Linked DNA regions of Mus musculus: region 2 is linked to region 1. A link is a loop called in an ENCODE intact Hi-C map of the cell type or tissue named here. Cell type or tissue: left cerebral cortex. All regions are shown on one strand. Links, peaks and the distances in the headings refer to the core of each region. The heading gives the core; the rest is flanking DNA. Region 1 holds the start of Mest (mesoderm specific transcript). Region 2 holds the start of Klhdc10 (kelch domain containing 10).

Evidence for each region. Hi-C counts contacts between places; a loop is a spot of excess contacts. Peaks named below come from ENCODE experiments on the same cell type or tissue, not always from the same donor. Only the 100,000 strongest peaks of a DNase experiment are listed, where the experiment ranks them.
Region 2: a loop joins it to region 1, with 12 times the contacts of the local background. A loop is called at or near these places in 3 of 42 quality-filtered maps.

The regions. Positions count from the first base shown.
Region 1 is chr6:30,733,090-30,743,083 of GRCm38, reverse strand. It overlaps Mest (mesoderm specific transcript), which reads right to left and starts at 5,034. Exons shown (of 12, transcript NM_008590.2): 1 at 4,749-5,034; 2 at 2,260-2,414; 3 at 864-943; 4 at 479-556; 5 at 232-368; 6 at 12-70. The coding sequence starts at 4,774. Mir335 (microRNA 335) reads right to left here and starts at 1,785; the gene lies at 1,688-1,785. In left cerebral cortex, for the core only: CTCF peaks have their summits at 2,080, 4,717 and 5,959; DNase peaks (open chromatin) are centred at 5,674, 5,977, 7,457, 8,525 and 6 more places; H3K4me3 peaks cover 3,764 bases; H3K27ac peaks cover 2,359 bases.
Region 2 is chr6:30,396,971-30,406,685 of GRCm38, reverse strand. Klhdc10 (kelch domain containing 10) reads right to left here and starts at 4,831. Exons shown (of 10, transcript NM_029742.3): 1 at 4,536-4,831. The coding sequence starts at 4,692. In left cerebral cortex, for the core only: a CTCF peak has its summit at 3,048 (motif pointing left); DNase peaks (open chromatin) are centred at 4,904, 5,702, 6,116, 7,666 and 1 more place; H3K4me3 peaks cover 3,790 bases; H3K27ac peaks cover 3,269 bases.

The DNA.
Region 1 (9,994 bases), core at 997-8,996:
AAGGCAATTACCTCCATTCGACAGACAGAGACTCTTTATGGTGAGCCGGCCAGATCGATTCTGCTTGTACCTGGAGCAGGGCAAGAAAAAAAGACACATGTAGCTCAGTAACTGACTCCCCACAAGGGCTGCAGACGACCCCTAGAGGTGTGATGGTCCCAGAATACTTGAGTTTCCCATTATCTAAAGCTACGACACCTGTGCAGAGGACAGAAGTCCGGTTTCACTGACCTGTACAGCAGTTCCTGAGCAACGATATCTCCATAATCGTGAGACAGCAGGTTGATTCTGCGGTTCTGGAGCCCCAGGTGCCGCAGAAGGGACTCTACGATGCTGGCCTGCTCAAATATGGAGTACTGATGTGGTCTCTGAGGAAAGGAAAGCCAGAGATACAACATGATGTTAGCAGTGCCTGCCAGACCCTCATTTGTACCCACCCACCTACCCCCATCACGGACCACACCCAGCTGCTGCTTACCGGCTTGTCACTGAAGCCAAAGCCTAAGAAATCAAGGGCGATCACTCGATGGAACCTCAGGGTCAGCCCTTCCCAGATCTGTTAAGAAAGCAAGCATGGTGAGCACTCTGCTCCCACTGCCCAGCCCCACAGCAAACAGGCCTGCATGCCACTGTACGGAGAGCGTAACTCCAGCTTTAATTTGGCAGTGTCCCTTTCTGCAGTCAGTATTTTACTCCCCTTACAGTACATAAAAAGCAATTCTACATTTAATGAGATTTTATCAAACAGTTCAAATCTGCAAAAGAATTCTAGGGCTGACCAGAACAACAACAACAACAAAAAAAATATCTTGAGTTTTGAGTATTTTTTTTAGGACATAAGCCAGACCTAGAAACATTATTACCTTGTACCAGTCATAGCTGGATGTTGGAAAGCCATGTAAAAGCACAACTATCTCAGGGCTTCCGACCACACCGACAGAATCTAGGAGGAAAATGAGAAATGAGGCAAACTGCATGCAAGGCAGCCTTGACGACACCAAAATCTAATCCAGTCAAAAGGATCAGACTAAATGAATGACATCACCATGCTGTGTTAGAAAGCAAGCTGACAGGACTTCAGGAGCTTCCTCCTAATCTGCGCTTTTAAATCGTAATGGCATGCTTTACATGAAAACCCTTAAAACAGTTTGTTCATCATCACTTAAGAGTTGTGTAGACATCCTCATATTTTCGCTGACATTAATATAAAACTCAAATTTTTAAATAAAAAGGAAAAACAGTTAAAATACTATAATCACAGCAAGCTAAAACTTCTTTGTCCCTAATCAATATTTATCACACCTAATATCTAAGATGTGACAGTTCTTCCCAGTGGATCACCTGAGCTTATACCATTTGTCCATATACTAGCAGAATTCATGCAACTCAAAAAATCAAACTGTTACAAAGATGGGCTAATAGTGATGGGAACTTTTTCTGTATGTGACATATTTCAGATTATTCAAACAATAAAATACCTTGCCAACAGTACTGGATTGAAATTAATACTGCTAGTGGAATAAAACTTTGGTAGCATGTTTTCAGAAATTATTTAATTAAAAGCAATTAAAATATCATATACTGGATTTAACCTAAAGAACCTATGCAAATAAGATGTAACACTGAATATCAAGTCTGGGAAAGAACAACAAGCCAACATAAAAAAAAAAATGCATACTTACTCGACTGGCTATAACCCATGAGAGGGGGTCAGGAGCAATAATGAAAAACGGTTTACGAAAAACAAACATTTTTCGTTATTGCTCTTGACCCCCGCCCAAAAGAAATCTTTTCCAATCTGTTTCTCGGTTTCTTCAGCTATAAAATGAGGTTAATGGCACCTATCTCCAAATGCTGTTGTAAAAATTAAGTGAAAAATGAAATAATGAAGGTTAAAATATAACTGAATATCCTGAGTGTGGTAATTAAATAGCAGTCATCAAGTCAATCTTATCAGCTACATATAACAAATCACGGAAAATAGTGCATGAATTTGGGAATGGGGTGGGGCGTGGGGGAAACAAAGGTATAGATAGATCTCGAAATACTATATAGCTTACCTGACACTAGGGGCGCTCAAAAGAGAAAAGTAATTTCTCAAATACAAATGGGGCTGCAATTACTACCAGGCACAATTCTACCCCCACCTTCACCTCACCTTCACTGTGGAGCAACAGACCAAGGGACACAAAATAAGTAACTTCAGCTGAAACCTACACGACCCACGTCCTTGGGATTCTCCAATAGCCCAGTTCTCACCTTGGTAGAAGATGCGTAGGCCTTTGTAGGTGAAAAACTTGCCAGAAGTCTTCCATGAGTGCAGAGCAGGGGAGAGCTGAGGGGGCGGGATGTGCAGGTACGCAGCCAGCAAGGGCACAGCCAGGAGCCCTACTTGGACCCACCACTCTCTCATCCTGTGGAAAAAGCAGCCAAGGTAACATTGTACACTTCCAAAAATCAGAATGAAACATGGGTGGGAAACCTGGGCACTGTGAGGTTTGACCCCACCCCCCATCCCTCCCCTCCCCTCCCCACCCCTTCCCACTCGACCCCTCCCCTGCCCACTCCACCCCTCCCCTCCCCACTTCACCCCTCCCTTCCCCACTCCACACCTCCCCACCCAACGTGACAATGGCATAAACTTTACCAAGAAGAATGTGATAAACACCTTTACCCTTTGACATCTGGCAGTCACTGTACTAGCTCACTACCATTCTTTCCAAGCACATATGTAACTTACTGCATGGCCTTAAGCAGAGAGCTGCTCCTGGGTTCTAACACATACATATCCTCTGACCAAGTGAATCCCCATTTGGCACTACTGTCTGCATTTGGGCTATGGAACTGTTGAGGGGAGAGACCAGGAGAATTCCAGTAAGCAGCTTTGCCCTGACCCTGAATATCTAATCTCTTACAAGTCTGGGCAGCAGATTATATTTGTGCATTCTTAGCAGACTCTTGAGGTGGTTCCCTTTTATTTAATTAAGACCCCACCCCCACACCTAGCACTCAAGACTTTTGTGGGGGGGGGGGGCAGGAGGGGGGGGGAAGCACAGATTTGTGGCCCCAGCTTGCCATGCCTGGATTTCAAAGGTCCAGATCAATTTATCCTGGAGGCGAGAAATAAGGCACGATTAGAAACCATTTCCTTTGTGACCCGCCATGGTCACCAAGGAAAGGGTTCTCTAAAGAATTGGGATAGTGCCTCCTAAACTAAAGCTACAGACATTAGGAAGTGAGCTACAAATAAAACCGCTGTCTTTGTATTTGAGTGCACCCTATACATAACACATTACCTGCAATTTGATGAAACTGACTGGGTTTTTGTGTGTGTGGGGGGGGTGTTCTCTGTAAACCTGAAATGGTGGGTAAAAACCAGCACCCCTTAGGAACCTCAGCTGCCTGCCTCAACTTTAGTCAGCGCTGAGACTTTTTTTTCCTTCCTCCAAAGTCACTGTCCAATAAAGACACAAGGCTTTGGTTCTACCTTTTGAGGCTATACTAGAAATGCCTGGCACAGTGCCAGAACACGATGGTTTTTATCTCAGTCTGTTATCCACTAACGGGTTTTAAGGCTGAACCTCTTTGAAAAGCAAAAGCATTAGGTTTGGGGGAGGGGGGGGTCTTTTTGTTGTTACTGCTCATTTCCTCAGAACCCATTTGGTCCTGTTACCTGTTCATACATTTTCATGTAGCCTCTGGGGCATCCTTGCTGGACTCACTGAATCCGCAGTGACTCAGCAGAACGCCGGGGAGGGGCGCCTACTGCAGAGTGAACAGGGGCTTCCTGCTGGCGCAGGGAAACAGAGGTGCCACACCCACGCTCTCCGGACCATACCTCAGTGCACCTCCTCCATGCAGGAAAGGGGGGACAACCCCCCCCCCCAGCCATTCTCAGCTTTAGTTACCTTGGTAAAAATACCCCAAACATTTTAAGATTTTTAGCAGTCAAGGAAACTAGCAATCGGACCAAAAGGTTTAAACAATAATTTTTAAGTCCACTCTCTAATATTTGATGGTACCATGATTTAGAGCAAAAATTCAACACACTCGCACAACAAACTTTACGTGCCTTGATTTCTTACTGCTTTAAATGATGTAAAAACATATTTATCTAATACCACCAAACCAGCCCACCTGACTCATTCTTATTGAGAACTACGCTGTGCACCCACAAACCAAAGCAAACAATTCTTTTTACATTTTAAGAGCCTGGCCGCGTGCCGGTGTCCCCCGGGGTTTCCATTTCTGGCTCCCAAACAACACTTATAGCCGTGGCCACACTGCGCGGCACGATCTAGTCGCACCTATGCGGTAACCCTGCCATTGTGAGTCCAGAACCTGGAAATTTTAAGTCGCTCTGTGACAATCTCAGCTCCTGAATTCCTAAATCACATGCCGTGGTCTAGAAATCTTAAATCACGCCACAACAATGACCAGCTCTGAAGATCCTAGAACACACCAGGCATTACCAAGGTTCTCGAATCCTAAGTTGCTTCACCACCACCTCCTAAATCGTACCACAACGAAGACCCAGACAAAAAAAGGCTAATTCTCACATGTTAATGCAAAAATCCTCAAATTCGTAAATCTCACGCGACTAAACCCTGGTTCTAAAAATCATCAGTGAGGGCGATTCCGAGAGTTTGGGCTGGGCGGCAACCTTTGGATAAGGATTTTTGCCTCCCGCATCTCCGGGGTGCGGGCCGGCCACACCCCCTCTGGCGGCACGGGCTGGCAGCACCCACCTGCGCAAGCGATCTCGGCGCACCATGGCCGCATTATCCCATGCCGCCCGCCGCAGGATTGCGGATCACAGGGCGCGCCGAGGCGCCCGCAGCGATACAGGATCGGAGGTGGCGTCTGCGCAGCCTACGGTCCGCGCAGGGCGGCCCGCGGCAGCGGCAGCAGAGGCAGCAAGCAGCAACTCGGGCGAGCCTGCAGCACTACGCCGTTTGGCGAGGTGCGGCTGCCGCAGAGGAAAGCTGCTGCGCCTGAGAAGAAGCACCGGGATGTGCTGGTGGCCGAAGCAGAGAGGAGCAAGCAGGCACCGACTTTTAAAGCCCACTGAGCCCCGCCTCTAACCCGCCCATCCTGCCGCAGCGCCCCTCCTTCTCGCTCCCGCCGCAGAGCCCCTCCCCACCGCTGCAGAGAGGGGGGGCCTTTCCCGTGGGCGCCTCCAGGGGTATTGACCCGCTACCCCCTCTTTCCTTATAGATCTCTAATCCTGAACCCCAGATTCTAGTGAAGAAAGCCTTCCCATGTGTTAATGCCGCGGGCAAGGATGACAAACGTCTGAGAGAGTCCCTCCCCAACATATCCCTTGGACCACGCACTGGTCCCTAGACCCTGGAAGACATAAAACACCCCAAAGCTGGGGTTCTTGTTGCGGCACCCACTTCTTTTCTACCTCCTACGTGTGTTTTGAGCCCTAAGAGTGAGTACGCATCTAAAAATTCGGGTCACCAATGCGCGGCAACCCCAAGCCCTTAGCCCATGATAACAAAGAAGGAAGGGCACACTAAATGGCTAGGGAATGGACAAATTCTCTGGTATCAGTGGCTAAGTGGACACATTCATGGACAGGCTGCGATCACATAGAATGGGCCAAAGTCACCACCACGGTGGCACCGGTACACTTCCTTTGCCGCAGCACAACGTGGTCCACATGCCAGAAGCTGCTGCAGCGCCCTTCTGGAGCAGCGTTGGGGACCGTTCATTGGGGGCACAAGCCTCCTTTACGTGCAACACAATCACAGTGCAAACACCCTAGAGGTGCGGACAAAACTGTAGATTTTTTTTTAATCCCAAATCCCTTAAAAGTCATCTTTCACACCTTCGCAAAGTGCGGAGCATCGTGATGCCTGTGTGAGGTTTGGAACCGTTCCCTGAAATTCTAGCAGCCTAGGCACGGGCAAGCTAGGGATGCTGCGAACGCAGGCTGGCCCAGCGGGGGCGCTGCAGGCCTCTCTTCGGAGCCTGGTTTGCTGCAGCTTTGGCTTTGCAATGTCCAAGCCCAACCGTGCAGTCGATCAAGATTGGGCCAGAGAACTGCAATGGGTCAGTCGAACCCTTGGGGGATCTAACCTGTGGGTATCTTCCCATGTTCGGGGAGTTCGTGACCACCCAGCTGACACTGAAAATGCCAGCACCTGAGAGAGGGTCATCAGAACACGTAATGCGGTCCAGGGTATACTTCTTCGGGGACCGCAGGAAACAAATGCTTGTGTGGAGCCTCCGCAGGCGATGCACAAGATTGTGAAGTGAATGAGGGATCGAAGGGTGGCACTTTTTTACATTTTCTTTTTGATTTCAGAATATTTTCTGTCATGTCGGGCCCTTCTTTCTCAGCCTAAGACCCTCAAAGTCTGAAACCATGTCTCATTAACCTTTTGTATCCCAGATCCCGCCATGGGGTGGGCAACAAAGCAGGCCCCTAACAAATACCGCATGAATAAGTTCAAGAATTTGAGGGCGCACAGGGGAGGAAGTAATTAAGGGGAGGGAGGAAGGGGTTGTCTTGAGTGATGAATAGACATTTACCAGAGACAAAGAACATTCCAGCCCGAGGGGACGGCTTTCGCCAAGCACCCGGGGCTCTGCACCGTAACCTTTGGTTTTTTTCTTTAAAAAAAAAAAAAAAAGTGTTTCCTTTGGGCGCCAGCGCCGACTGGGGGCTGGGGGCGGAGAGGTGGGGTGGAGGGCAGACCAGAAAGAGTAGTTCATCAGAAGGAATGTGGAATGTGTCCTAAATGAGAAGCTACGGATGTTTAAATCCTGTAAGACCGCAATTTAAATTCACCCCTTTACAAGTAGAGGATTACCTACCTATATTAACTAACAACCAAACCTTTTAAAGACTGAATTACTTAGCAAAATTTGCACTGGTGTTTTCTACAGAGTAAAGCCATTCTGATCTTAACAAGTTCCCGCATGGAAAGCCTCTGCATTATCTATTTTCATATTCGCTGTCAATGGAACCTTTGAGCCTTACAAACAATTCCACTTTCATTCTCACCAGGCCGAAGCACCAGCATCTAAGATGAAGGCAATTTTCTAATTAATGGATTGAGTGCCCCACAATGGATCTCATTCTGAAGGCCGGGGAACAGTCTACCCACAAGGAACAAGAGGGGGGGGGGGAGGGGAGGGCACGGTTAAGCCCTGGAGGGGAGGAAAGTCGGTGAAAGCTCTCAACCACAAAAGCAATTCCAGTCCAGGCCCAGGGAAATCCTTCTTGCTCGAGGTGACTAGGAATAACTTGGGTGGTAAAGGGCGGGATGCGGTTGAAATGGCGTGGAACGCAGAACTGGTTAGGGAGAGAAAGCGGGTAGCAGCTCGGACACAAAGGCTGAGCCGCAGGAAGGCGCGCACTGCTGGGGACCAGCTAAGGCTGGGAGAAAGGCTTTTAAAAGTCTAAAGTGTTAGGGAATCTTGTAACCAGGACTAACTTATTTCTAGAAGGAGCTTCCTCCGCAGCGAGGAGAATGTGACCTACGTTCTAAAACCCCTTGGAGCACCTGAGAAAACATGAAAGTTGATAAATGAAGTCAGATCTTGCTCACGCTTGCTGCCGGTACCCTGACTTCTAGCAGACATTTCCTATCGTTCGCGGTTGTGAGCCACAGCAGAGTTGCCTCGGCCAGCCGCGAATCGGGACGTTGCCTTCACATCCTTCTGTACCATGGTTCACATCAGAACAGCACCTCAGATGTGTGCAAAAACCAGCAGTGTAGAAACTTCTCCATTTACCGTATCACAGCAGCAAGCAGTAAGAGACCACCAGCCCGGCTTCTACCGTAGGTTCAATCGTCCTTTCTGTTTTCTAACCCATTTTGAGCACTGTAACAGGTTGGACAAACCCAAGGTAGAGCAACTTTCTAAAGCCAGAGTAACAGATTTGAATAAACCACTAAAGGGCAGAATGTGGCAAACCCGTTCGACCTAATAACACTTTGTTAAAGAGATTTAGAGCTTTACTTGATTTAAAAAAAAAAGGGGGGGGGTTTCATTGAGCCTATGGAAGATGGGTTTGGTTTTTTATTTTTAAACTACTGTGTGTCTGCAGTTACACAAATATACTTGGAATAACCTAATCCTGTGCTTTTTTGCTCCTCAGGCAGCACTGAGAGTACTCTGCTCTACAGAGTCGATATTAAGAAACATTTAGACATGCAGGAATGTATTTAGGGTAAAACTAAAACCTTCTGTAAATCATGTGACTCAACTGGCAAAGCAACTGGCATAGCTTAAGTTCCTACTATGGGCATATCACACACACACACATACACACACACACACACACACACACACACACACACACACCGAGCACGCCCCATTTTCACAGAAACTGGCTAGGTGAGACTTTCCATTCATCCTCAAGAAACAGCAGCAGCTCAGGGTGCCCTGTGCTAAGGCGGCAGAAGCCAGCAGCTGAACCCTCTTGCTCCTGGAGTTCTTTGCACGGTCCCACACTACCTCGCTGTTTGAAATAACTGGGCATGTTTAGTCTAAAGAAAAGGAGCCTTGTGGTGTGAGTGGAAGGAGGAAATGTGTTCACAGTCTTCAAATATTTGTGGAAGCGGTGTTAGACATTTTATTCCATATGGCTCCAAGGAGCACAAACGGCACAGAAACAGAAATCCATTCAGCATAAAGAATTTTTCAAGCCTGCCAGGGAGGGTTGAGTGGGCTCATGACAAGATCCCCATCACTAGAGACCCGATGAGCTGGCAGCAGGGATGCAAAAGTCCCGGTCTTTAGCTCAATGAATCGCCTTTCAGGTTTTGGGGGTTTTTTTGTTTTTTTTTTTTTTTTTTACCATTCAGTGGAAATGAAGGCACACAGAGATGCTGGCTTGGCCAAAGCGATGCATCTGCCCAGGGAACAAATCTACCACCCAGTCTTGCCCAGTCACGATCCTCAGTCAGGGTCAGTACTACACAGGCTGTTCCCTACCTGAGGCAAAACTGCAGATGTATCAATAAACTCACAGCAACTAACTCCCCACATCCCCACCAACTCACTCTTTCTCCCTCTCCCTTTCCCTCTCCCTCCAGGACTTCCACCCTCCAACGACTGTATCTAATAGATTCCTAAGTGATAGCTTCCTCCCTTTTTGGACTCTTTTTGAAGTAAAAAAGAAATTTTGTTTTTCTTTACAGCAAAGAGCTCCAAAAAATGAGTAGTGGAGGGGGAATAATAACGAAGCCGAATAAACAAATAAGATGAACCAAAAGGACAGACAGCAGCTGTCCCCTCACGCTGCAGTATACCCCTAGATGATCTGTACCCACCCTCTACTCCCGTAATTCCACAGCCGCGACTACCGAACCCCTCTGCTCCACAGATAGAGGCCATCTTAGCCACTCAAACATCAATGGGCTTGAAGGATTCTAATTAACTAATAGCATCTTACATGTTCACAGCTCTTTACCCTTCTCACACACATTATCTCATTTGCTGCTCACCACAGGCCCTCTAAGGAACAGCGACTTCCAAACAAGCTGGCTTTCTCTTCCCAGCTGCCCAAGAAGGAAGACTAGACCGCAGCCTTCCACACTTTTTCTCTCTACCCCAACCCCGCCGCCCCGCTGGGCCCTCTTTATTTGCTCTCTGCCACAGCAGGATTTTCTCTCCAGCTTGGATGAGCAGCCCCTGGGGCAGGTGATTTGGGTTGCCTCCTAGCCCTCGGTTTACATCTTCCTCAGCTGTCCTTCCCCTGGTTCTGCAAGGGCCCCATGCACACGAGCCCTTCTGTCTCGAGGGCTCTTAATCGCCAGCAGCCTGAACCCTCTGCCTGCCTGGCTGTCCAGGCCTCACTCTACCCTTCAGCTAGACCTTCCCTGCCCTGGGCACTTACTCGCACCAGCCCTTAACCGGAGAGGTGCACAGAGGTCTGGGCTTTGTGTTCTACGCGCCCTGGTAGGAGCACCCACGCCCCATTAACCGCCGTGGTGCCAGGACTAGCAAGGTTCACAATCCCACCGAGATG
Region 2 (9,715 bases), core at 1-8,000, 340 kb after region 1:
GGAGAGAAGCCAATATTCATGAAGGCAGAAAGAAAACCTGCCTTCTCTATGTTTTGTTTTATTGCTTTTTGCGACAAGGTTTCATGTAGCCCAAGATGGCCTCCAACTCAAATGCAGCTATGATGTGGAGGAGACCAGGCCTTCCTGCCTCTTCTCCTCAGGCTTCGATCTCAGACACTACCATATGTGACTAACACATGTTCTTTTCTACCACTTGAACTTTACATTTATTTAAAACTTTTAAATTAAGATTTCACAATGATTTTTCACCCAGCTTACTGTTAAGTATGTCTTCCTCTTTGTCATTATCTGTGTTAGCAACAATGTTTAACTATTTTTTCCTACTAGCACATTTACTTAATTAAACTCACATATTAAATGTAATGCTACCTTGTACTCTGTCCCCCAAGTCCCTTGCTCTCTGCGCTCTATCTCTAAATGCATAATCTACAAAATGGCAGCTCCATTCCCTATATTTTCCCTAGGTATATAAAGACTTTTAATTGCTAACCTAAAAATGTTCTTAGCCTATGGGGTAAACATAGCATCACTGCTGTATCCTAGAAAATAGCAGAAAAGGGCCAGCAAGATGGCTTAGCAGGTAAATGAGCTTGCTGCCAAATCTAATGACCCAAGTTCTAGTCCTAGGACCATGCAATAGAATGAAGAAGAAACCTGACTCCCAAAAGTTGTCCTCTGACACCCACATACACACTGTGGCACATACATAGGGGATGAGTGCATATGCACACACACACAAAAAAAAAATTCTGTTTTTAAAGAAAAAAATATATTTTAGAAATAAAAAAAGATAGCAGAACAGCAAGGCAATATTCAAAATTTCAAAAACACTGTGCTGATACAATGCCTAATGTAGTAGTACGTGATACTTTTAAGGACTCAATATTATCTGTTTGTCCAGAGCCAGTGGGGCTATGCAGGACTGAAGTACAGCAATCAAGTCATTATACATGAATATCTTACATATAATGCCAATACATTAATTTAATCTTTTTAAAATTAAAAGAAAAAAATTTCAAGACAGGGTTTCTCTCTGTAGCCCTGGTTGTCCTAGAACTCACTTCATAGACTGGGCTAGCCTCAAACTCACAGAGATTCACCTGCCTCTGACTCCCAAGTGTTGGAATTAATGGTATGCACCACCACTTCTCCACCTAAAAAAAAAAATCTTAATTTTATGTGTTCAGATATTTTGCCTGCCTAGATGTCTGTACACCATCTATACGCCTGATCCCTGTGGAGGACAAAGGACAGCAGGTGCCCTGGAAGCAGAGTTGCAGATGGTTGGTTATAAGTCACTCTGTGGGTGCTGGGAATGAAAACCTGCTCTGAAAGAGCAGCTTCTTGATTTCTGAGCCCTCTCTACACTCCCTAGTCACTAATTGTTAATATATTACATTGTGGTACATGCATGCAGATATGGTTTATGTGTATATAACATATATATATATATATATATATATACACACACACATACACACACACACATAGAGTACGTCTTTCCCAACAATATTCCTACACAAATGCTATATATACCTTAGGAAAAATGAGTGATACAGGGAGAAGGGCTGTCAGAAAGGTGAAAGAAGGCTCTTATGGAAAAAAATACAACTGAGATCCAGGAAAGGTAAGTTAAATAAGAGGAGGAAGCACACGGGTTCCTCCAGGAGAGACGCCCGTGTGCAGTGACTTCCTGTGCTGAGGGAAGCAAAGCAGAGAACACAGAACAAAATGGAGGACAACCCAAGGCGAGAAGGCACTTGGTGTAGGGCCATCTAGGACACGATAAGGGTCTCAGCCTTACTGTGAGAGCAATGAAGCAGCAAGAAAGGTTAGGTACAGTGTCATGTGCCTGTATGCCACTACTCTAGAAGCTGACACAGAAGGGTGAAAGGTTCAAGGCCAGCCTGGACAAGGTTAGACCCTATGTTAAAAACAAAAAAGGTAAAAGAAAAAGGCTATAAGCAGAGATAATAAAAGATTTGTATTTTCAAAGATCAGTGATATATGAATGGGAGGCTCTAGCAGACGTAGGAAGTCTGCTTAGAAAGCTACTGCAGTGACCCTAAAGGACAGTGACAGAATTAGTTACAATGGAAACAAAATGAACAAGACTAGGTAGCTAACTATAACTGAAGTTGGTGGGGAGCTTAAGGAGACCCAGCTTTCAGATTCCCATAAGTAGATGGATAAAGGTCCTACCACCAAAGCCAGGCACAGGCCTTTAACCCCAGTGCACAGGAAGTAGAGCCTGGAAGATACCTTTGAGTTTGAAGCCACGCTGGTCTACATGCTATATAGTAAGATTTTTGTCTTTTACATTTTCTCAAAAGATACTATCCCTGAAAGACAATGAGGACACTCCAGGAACACCACCATATTATACTGCTTTGTTTCACAGGGACTGGACACAAGACAGAAATGTTAGAAAGAAGAAAAAAGGTTCTTCAAGTATGTGGAAGCCTTAGTAAAGAAGGGTGAATTGGAAAATAGGGATAGAAGTCAAAAGAGATGAAAAATTAATAACCAAACAAACAAAAACAAACACAAAATCAAAAAGAAAAAAAAAGAGGAAGAAAAGATAGGTCTCTAGCGTCAGCCATAAAACAGACCTACACATTCCTTCCTATTCCTCACTACCACTTAAAATAGTCTGAATTACTTCAAAATAGAGTAAAGAGCTATAATATGCAGTACCTAGGAGAACAAAGGATTAGTATGAAAGAATTTATTATTTATATCAACATATATTATTGAGCTATTGGGAATTTTCTAATTTTGAGAACGAGGGAAAGATGGAGACCGCCTGTGTGGGAAGAAGGAGCTGAATGCCAGCCTGGAAGAAAGGAAGCAGAACGAAGACTGACAACTCCACTTCTCCAATTTTCACAGTTTAAGCACGTTTTATCTTCACCTCTGGACAAATGGCTGTTCTTGTCCTCCTGTGCTAAGGGAATGCAGAAATAGCGCCATACTTCAGACCCTTATTTGAAATCATGGCTTACCCTGCCCTCATGTGGTAGCAGAGAGGAACTGCACCAGTATGTTGCAGGACCCTGAGAATGCCCACATGAAGTTCATGGTGTAATAATTAATCTATGACCAAAGACTTAAAAGATTGCAGGCAGAGAGCAAACTGGGAATAGTCCTTGCCAAGGGATTTATCTTCTAGGCTTAGTAATGCAGAAAACCTAGGGTTTTGTTGTTAACTGATGATAACAAAAAAAAATGTCTCCTTTTTTCTTGTTAAACATCACATATTTAGCAATTCCAGAATACCAGTCTGATACTGTTTATTCAAATCCAATTTATGGTATATTTGATTATTTACAAATGTCTCAATTTTATTTTAATGGCATGAACAAATGGGTTAATGAACATTTCTGGCACACATCAAAAACCATATCACAAATATTAGTAATTATCTCTCTGAATAAGTAAAATCCCCTTTGTTATCTTTAAATTAATCAACTGATTTTTTTTACCACCTAGAAGAACAAGTCACAATAGTAAACACAATTCAGAAACAATCAGGTTCTCAAAACATCTAAACAAATATACCACTGATACAATCAACTTAACACTAGTCACACATACACAAAAAAACATGGCGAAGGTCTAGTACATCATTCCTGACAATTCTCTTCACGGTGAAAAAAAAAAAAAAACACGACTGCCCAATAAAATGATTTAGCATTCTGTGCATGATTTAATTCTCTACCTTTTAACAGACTGAAAATTTGTAAACGTACGCTTTTTACAACTGTTTACACACATACCTACATGACTTTGTTTTGTTTTTTTTAAAACATGTGAACTCAAAGACCATGAAATTTTTAGCAGTAGGTATATTTTTCCAATTTTCAGTTTTGATACCGGGATCACATCCTTTCGTTTCTTTATATTCATGATCTTCATTTCCCCCTTTTAAAATCTAGTCACCATTACCCATTCTGTCTCTGTACATCCCCAAATATTACTGATTCAACCATTTCCCTTAATCTTTTTTATTTTCTTTCCCATATACTCCCTAGCCAACACACACACACATACATACATACACACACACACTTTCACATGCTCATTCCATTTCAAAATATCCAACTCTGACACAGTTGGTTGGCTTTTTTTTTTTCCTTTCAAACAAAATCACTTCTATATTGCTCTCCTCTCCTTAATTTGGCACTCCTTTTGAAATAATTTTCCACAGTTAAACACCAATGTCTTTCTTTCACAACATCCATCCGCGGAAGAGGAAAAGATTAAGAACCGGGCAAGCGAAACATTTGGGAATGTCAAAGAGACAGCGGCCTCTCGGTCGGGAGGAAAATACAACTCTCCTCCCCGAGCTGTCGACACAGCGAGACTTCTCTTCGGCGTGCTCCGGTTCCCCTCCTGACCTCAACGCCACCTTCCTGCTGCTCTGCTTCCCTGTCCTCCCTCGGCTGTGTGTCCGAGGGGCAGCAGAGCCCGGCGACCGCCACCTTCTCGCCGGCAGCGGCCCCACCACTCACCTGGCAGGTGCGGCCGTCCCGAGAGCTGCACGAATCGGTTGAGCTGTCCGGTGCCCCGACCCCCGCCGGCCGCGCCGGCCCCGCTAACCCCGCTGGCCCCGCCGGCCGCGCCTCCTCCCCGCCGGCGGTTCCGGTCCCAGCCCTGGGCAGCCGACATGGCCCGCTAACGATTGCCGCAGCCCGGTCCCGGCAAGCCCCTGCCCCGGCAGCGCGAGCCGAGCCTCCTTCCCGGGCTCCTCAAGAGACCCGGGAGACGGGGGCCGGGGTAGCGCCGGGCTCTCCAGCAACCAATGGCTGGCCGCCTTGGTGACAGTGGACCAATGGGCAGTCTCTTTCTTGGCAGGTGGAGGGAGGCGGGGAGAGACGTGGTAACCATAGCTATAGCTAAAAGAGATGGGGGGAGAAAAGGCGTAAGCAGACGCTCAGAGAGCGCATCGATTCCCGGAGCTCGCCCGCTTCTCCGGGATGCTGGGGGCTCAGACCAGATAGTCGAAGACCGAGCGGGGAGGCTACGCCAGAGGAGACTCCCAAGCAGGGTCGCTGCCTCAGCATGGTCGATACTCCGGAATTCTGTCCCATAAGCACTGCATTTAGAAACATCATAGGTACACAATGCATGTACTTGGTGTTGGTACATCTGTCTGCAGTTCTGCAAACTGAGCCCCGGTCTGCGGACTGTTGCCACACACAAAGGGCTCACGGGAGGTGGGGGCAGGGGGAGGAGTCAGATGAAATCTAAAAAACTCCTGGCTTTCATCATTTGTTTTGTCTCACGGTGGCACTGCCGGGACCCTTCCCCTGCAAAAGCCACGTCAAGAGCAAACAGCTTTAAACCCGATTAGCAAATACCGAAAACTGTTCGATATTAGAGTAATCATAGAAACACAAGTGAAAATTTCAATAAGAAAATCTTTCAGGCATCAGTGAAGATCTTTATTTAAACACGCGGCTTGTGTATGCCTGCCAAGAAAAAAACAATAGAAAAAGATACTCTCTTAGATGACACACGATCAAGTAAATGTTTTACTCACACACACACACACAAACAATCCACCTCAATTGTCTTACAATATACACAGTTAACGATAGAAAATGGAACGGACGATGTGATTTTAAAATGTAAATATCAGAAATTCCCATCGTTTCAAAATTAAACCGAAAATTTGGCTTTGAAGTTGGGGAGGCGCAGTGCACAGTGGGAAAATGCAGATACACATTGCTGTTTCCAAATAAGGAAAAAAAACATAAATTTCTCAAGGGAAACAAAACCTTTCAAGATCTAATCTGATGGACTGCTGACCCCCTTGATGTTTCACACATGAGAACCTCACATGTTGGATTTTTTTTTTTTTTAAGGAGTGGGGTGGAGAAGGAGAAAGTGCTGAGACCAGAAGTCTCCTTTGATCTCAGTGAGCAAATTTCATGTCGTCATGAAATTTTGGTTTTTTGTCTCCACACCCAGTTTCTGTAGGAAAAGAAGTATTTTTATCCATTATGCATTATGATACAGTTTATTGAAATGTTTGACATCTGATAAAAAGAAAACCCATGGAGCTGGGGATGAAGGTAGCTCAGTTGCTTAAAATACTTGTCTAGCACCAAAGGTACAGTCTCCTGCCACAGTATAAAACTCAGCATGGTGACACACTCTTGTAATCCCCAACCGAGGATGGTGGCAGAAAGATCAGGCATTCAAATCCAGCCCCACTCAGATAGATACATTACAAGTTCAAGGCCAACCTTAGCGGCATAAAATCCAGACTCAACAACAACAAAAACAAACAAACAAACAAACAAACCCAGGACCACCAAGAGCTAGAAGGATGTATGCAGAGCACTGGCTGGTCGTCCAGAGGACCTTGGTTCGATTCCTAGGACTTACAGAGCAGCTCTCAACCATCTGTAAGTCCAAATTCAGGATCAGACGCTCTGTTATGACCTCCTCTGGGTGCTGGGCATGCAAGTGATGTACAGACAGACATAAGGGCAGGCAAAACACCCAGATATATTAAATTAAATTAAATTTAAGAAAAAAGGCTGGACCAAACAGAAGCCTAGCGTGATGGTGCTTGCCTGTCTCCCCAGCCCAACACCTCACTGGCAGAAGTAGGAGGCCCATAAATTCAAGTGCCTTGGCTATATAATGAGTTTAGAGCCACTCTGTGATTTATGAGACTGTCCCCAGCCGCTCCCCAAAACCAAAGTCTGTGATCCTAAAACAGGAGAAAAAAAAAACCCCTAATGAGTTAATTTTTCTAAAGAATTGTACTCCCCCAGCTGGAGGGATGACCCAGCAGCTAAAAGCACTGGCCACTCTTCGAGAAGACCTGGATTTGATTCCCAGTACCCACATGGTAACTTACAACCACCTGTAACTCCAGTCCCAAAGAGTCGAATTCCCTCTTCTGGTGTCAATGGTACCAGGCACACATAAGGTACACAGACATACATGCAAACAAAACACTCATATATACATTTTTTTAAAAATGAATTGTACCAACTGAACAACCTGATTCTAATATAAGGAAATATCCTTTTTAAAGGTTTATTCATTTAATTTAAGCATACAAGTACACTGTAGCTGTCTCCAGACACACCAGAAGAGGACACTGGATCCCATTAGATTATGAGCCACCATGTGATTTCTGGAAATTGAACTCAGGACCTCTGGAAGAGCAGTCAGTGCTCTTTAATCACTAAGCCATCTCTCCAGAGCCAAGAAATGTTGTCTTTCTAGGAGAATTCTGTATAAACAAGGAATGGTAGGATACCACCATTTTGCCACCCCTAATGAATTAAGAGAACTTCCCGTTGAATGTCTGCAATCACTAGCATCACATGACAGTATAACATGATCATGTTGAAGGCTTAAGGGCACTGGGGGCAGGGGGAGCAATGAGGGCCAATAAAATGGCTCATTGGGTAAAGGCAGAAAGTATGTAGGAGCTGAAAGACGGGAGGCAGTGCTACGAGACTCAACTCACTGCAGTTCACATAAATATCAGCTATAGTTGCCTGCACAAGACCAGGCTGATCAACATTCCAGCACAGGTCTGTGTCGTGTGAGGCTCTGCTTCCAGCTGAGGAACTCTGGACAACTGATGGCTCCTGGATGAGGGTCATTTTCTTCAAGGGTGTGGCTACTGATAGTTGCTCATGCTCCAGAGTATAAATCCACACCCCACCCACACGTGCAGGGAACACCAACTGGACTCAGTGGTTATTTTGGTTTAAAGTTAGGAGCTATGGTTCAGCAGTTGAGAGTGCTTATTCTAAAGGACCCAGGTTTGCTTCCAGCACCCACACCAGACAGTTCACAACTGCCTGTAGTTCAGTTCTTTGCACACATAGTACACATAACTTCATACACATAAAGATAAATAAACCTTTAAAAGATTGCTGGGCATGGTAGTAATTTCAGCCACTCAAAAGGTAGAGGCAGGCAGGTGGGTCTCTGTGAATTGGACCTAGTCTGGTCTACATATGTTCTAGGACACCCAAAGATATAAAGTGGGATACTGGCTCCAAACGGAGAAATTGGGGTGCGGAGTTAGCTGGAGAGATGATTTGCCTGTTAAAAGCACTGGCTGCTCTTCCAGAAGAACTATATTCCATTCATAGCACCAACATAGTGATCCACAACCATCTGTAACTCCAATTCCAGGAAGTCCAACCCCCTTTCCTGGCCTCTGTGGCCATCAAACATGAAACAGTGCACAGCCATACAGGCAGTCATGCAAACACAGACATATATGCATATATACATATATATAAATTGATGGGGTGGGTGTCATGACAGGGTTATTGTGCAGCCCTGGAACTTACTCTGTAGACCAGGATGGCCTTAAAAATCAGAGATCCACCTGCCTCTCTGCCCTCCCAAGTGCTGGGACTAAAGGCGTGTACCACCTCTGCCCAGCTGAAAAAGCAGATATTTAATAAAGAAAATTATGTGGAAATAATATTAAAAAAATCCTCTGACAGAACTAGGAAAATAGCCCAGTGACTAAGGGTAGTGGCTGGGGATGTGGTAGGGTGGTGTGGAGAATACTGGAGGAAGGTGATCAGTCAGATTAGAAACAGCTAAGAATTGATGCTTGTTGTAGCTAGATGATGGATCCTCAGAGTTCATTGTATTGTTCTCCCTCGAGTTTTTAAAACAAGGTTTTAAAGCTGGGTGTGGCAGTTCATGCTTTTAGTCCCAGAACTCAGGAAGCAGAAGCAGGTGGGTCTATGTGAGTTCGAAGCCAGCCTGGTCTACAAACAAATTAAACAAATAAAAAAATGTAGATTTGATTTTCCCCCCCTCATGGAGAGGTTTTTAAGAATAGTTTTCAAAGGAACAATTCTAGATTACATAGTGTAGACTATGAACTTTGGCTGATGATGGTGTGTCAAGGCTGGTTCATTGATTCTATCAAATGAGCACACACTGGCGGGTAGTGTATTGATAGATGGGGAAGCCACACAGCAGGAACAAAACAGCTGTGAACTCTCTGTGCTTTCTATTTAATTCACTGTGAATTGAAAACACTCTGAAAAAATAAAAAGTCATTCATTCAAAAGTGGGATTTGTGGGAAATTCAGCCTAGGAACTAGCAGGAGCTAGACAATTCTTCCCTGTAGATCGTCACATAGACACCCTGTATTAGTCAGGGTTCTCTGGAGTCACAGAACTTACGGAATGTCTCTCTATATTAAGGGAACATATTGGAATGAATGACTTTCAGTCTGCACTCCAACTAACCCAACAATGGGCAGCTGTGAATGGGAAGTCCAAGAATCTAATAGTTGCTCAGTTTCACGAGGCTAGGTGTTTCGGATGGTCTTCTGTATAAACTGGAATCCTGAAGAGGTAGGTTCCAACAGATGTGCTGGCAAGTAAGTGCAAACAAAGAAGAGTGATTCTTCCTTCTTCCATTGTCCTTATGTAGACCTCCAGCAGAAGATATAGCCCAGATTAAAGGCGTGTACCACCATGCCTGGATTTGGAACTTGCTCTGTCCCATGCTGGCCTTGAACTCACATCTGCTTACCTTTGTCTCCTGGGATTAATGGCATGTGTACTTGTGGGAAGCCACATGTGCCGTTGCAGAGTGGCACTGACTACTGCTGGCCACCACGCATAAGTTTGGATAAACAACCAATGTGTACATATGCAGTAAAGTTTTTTGCAAAGA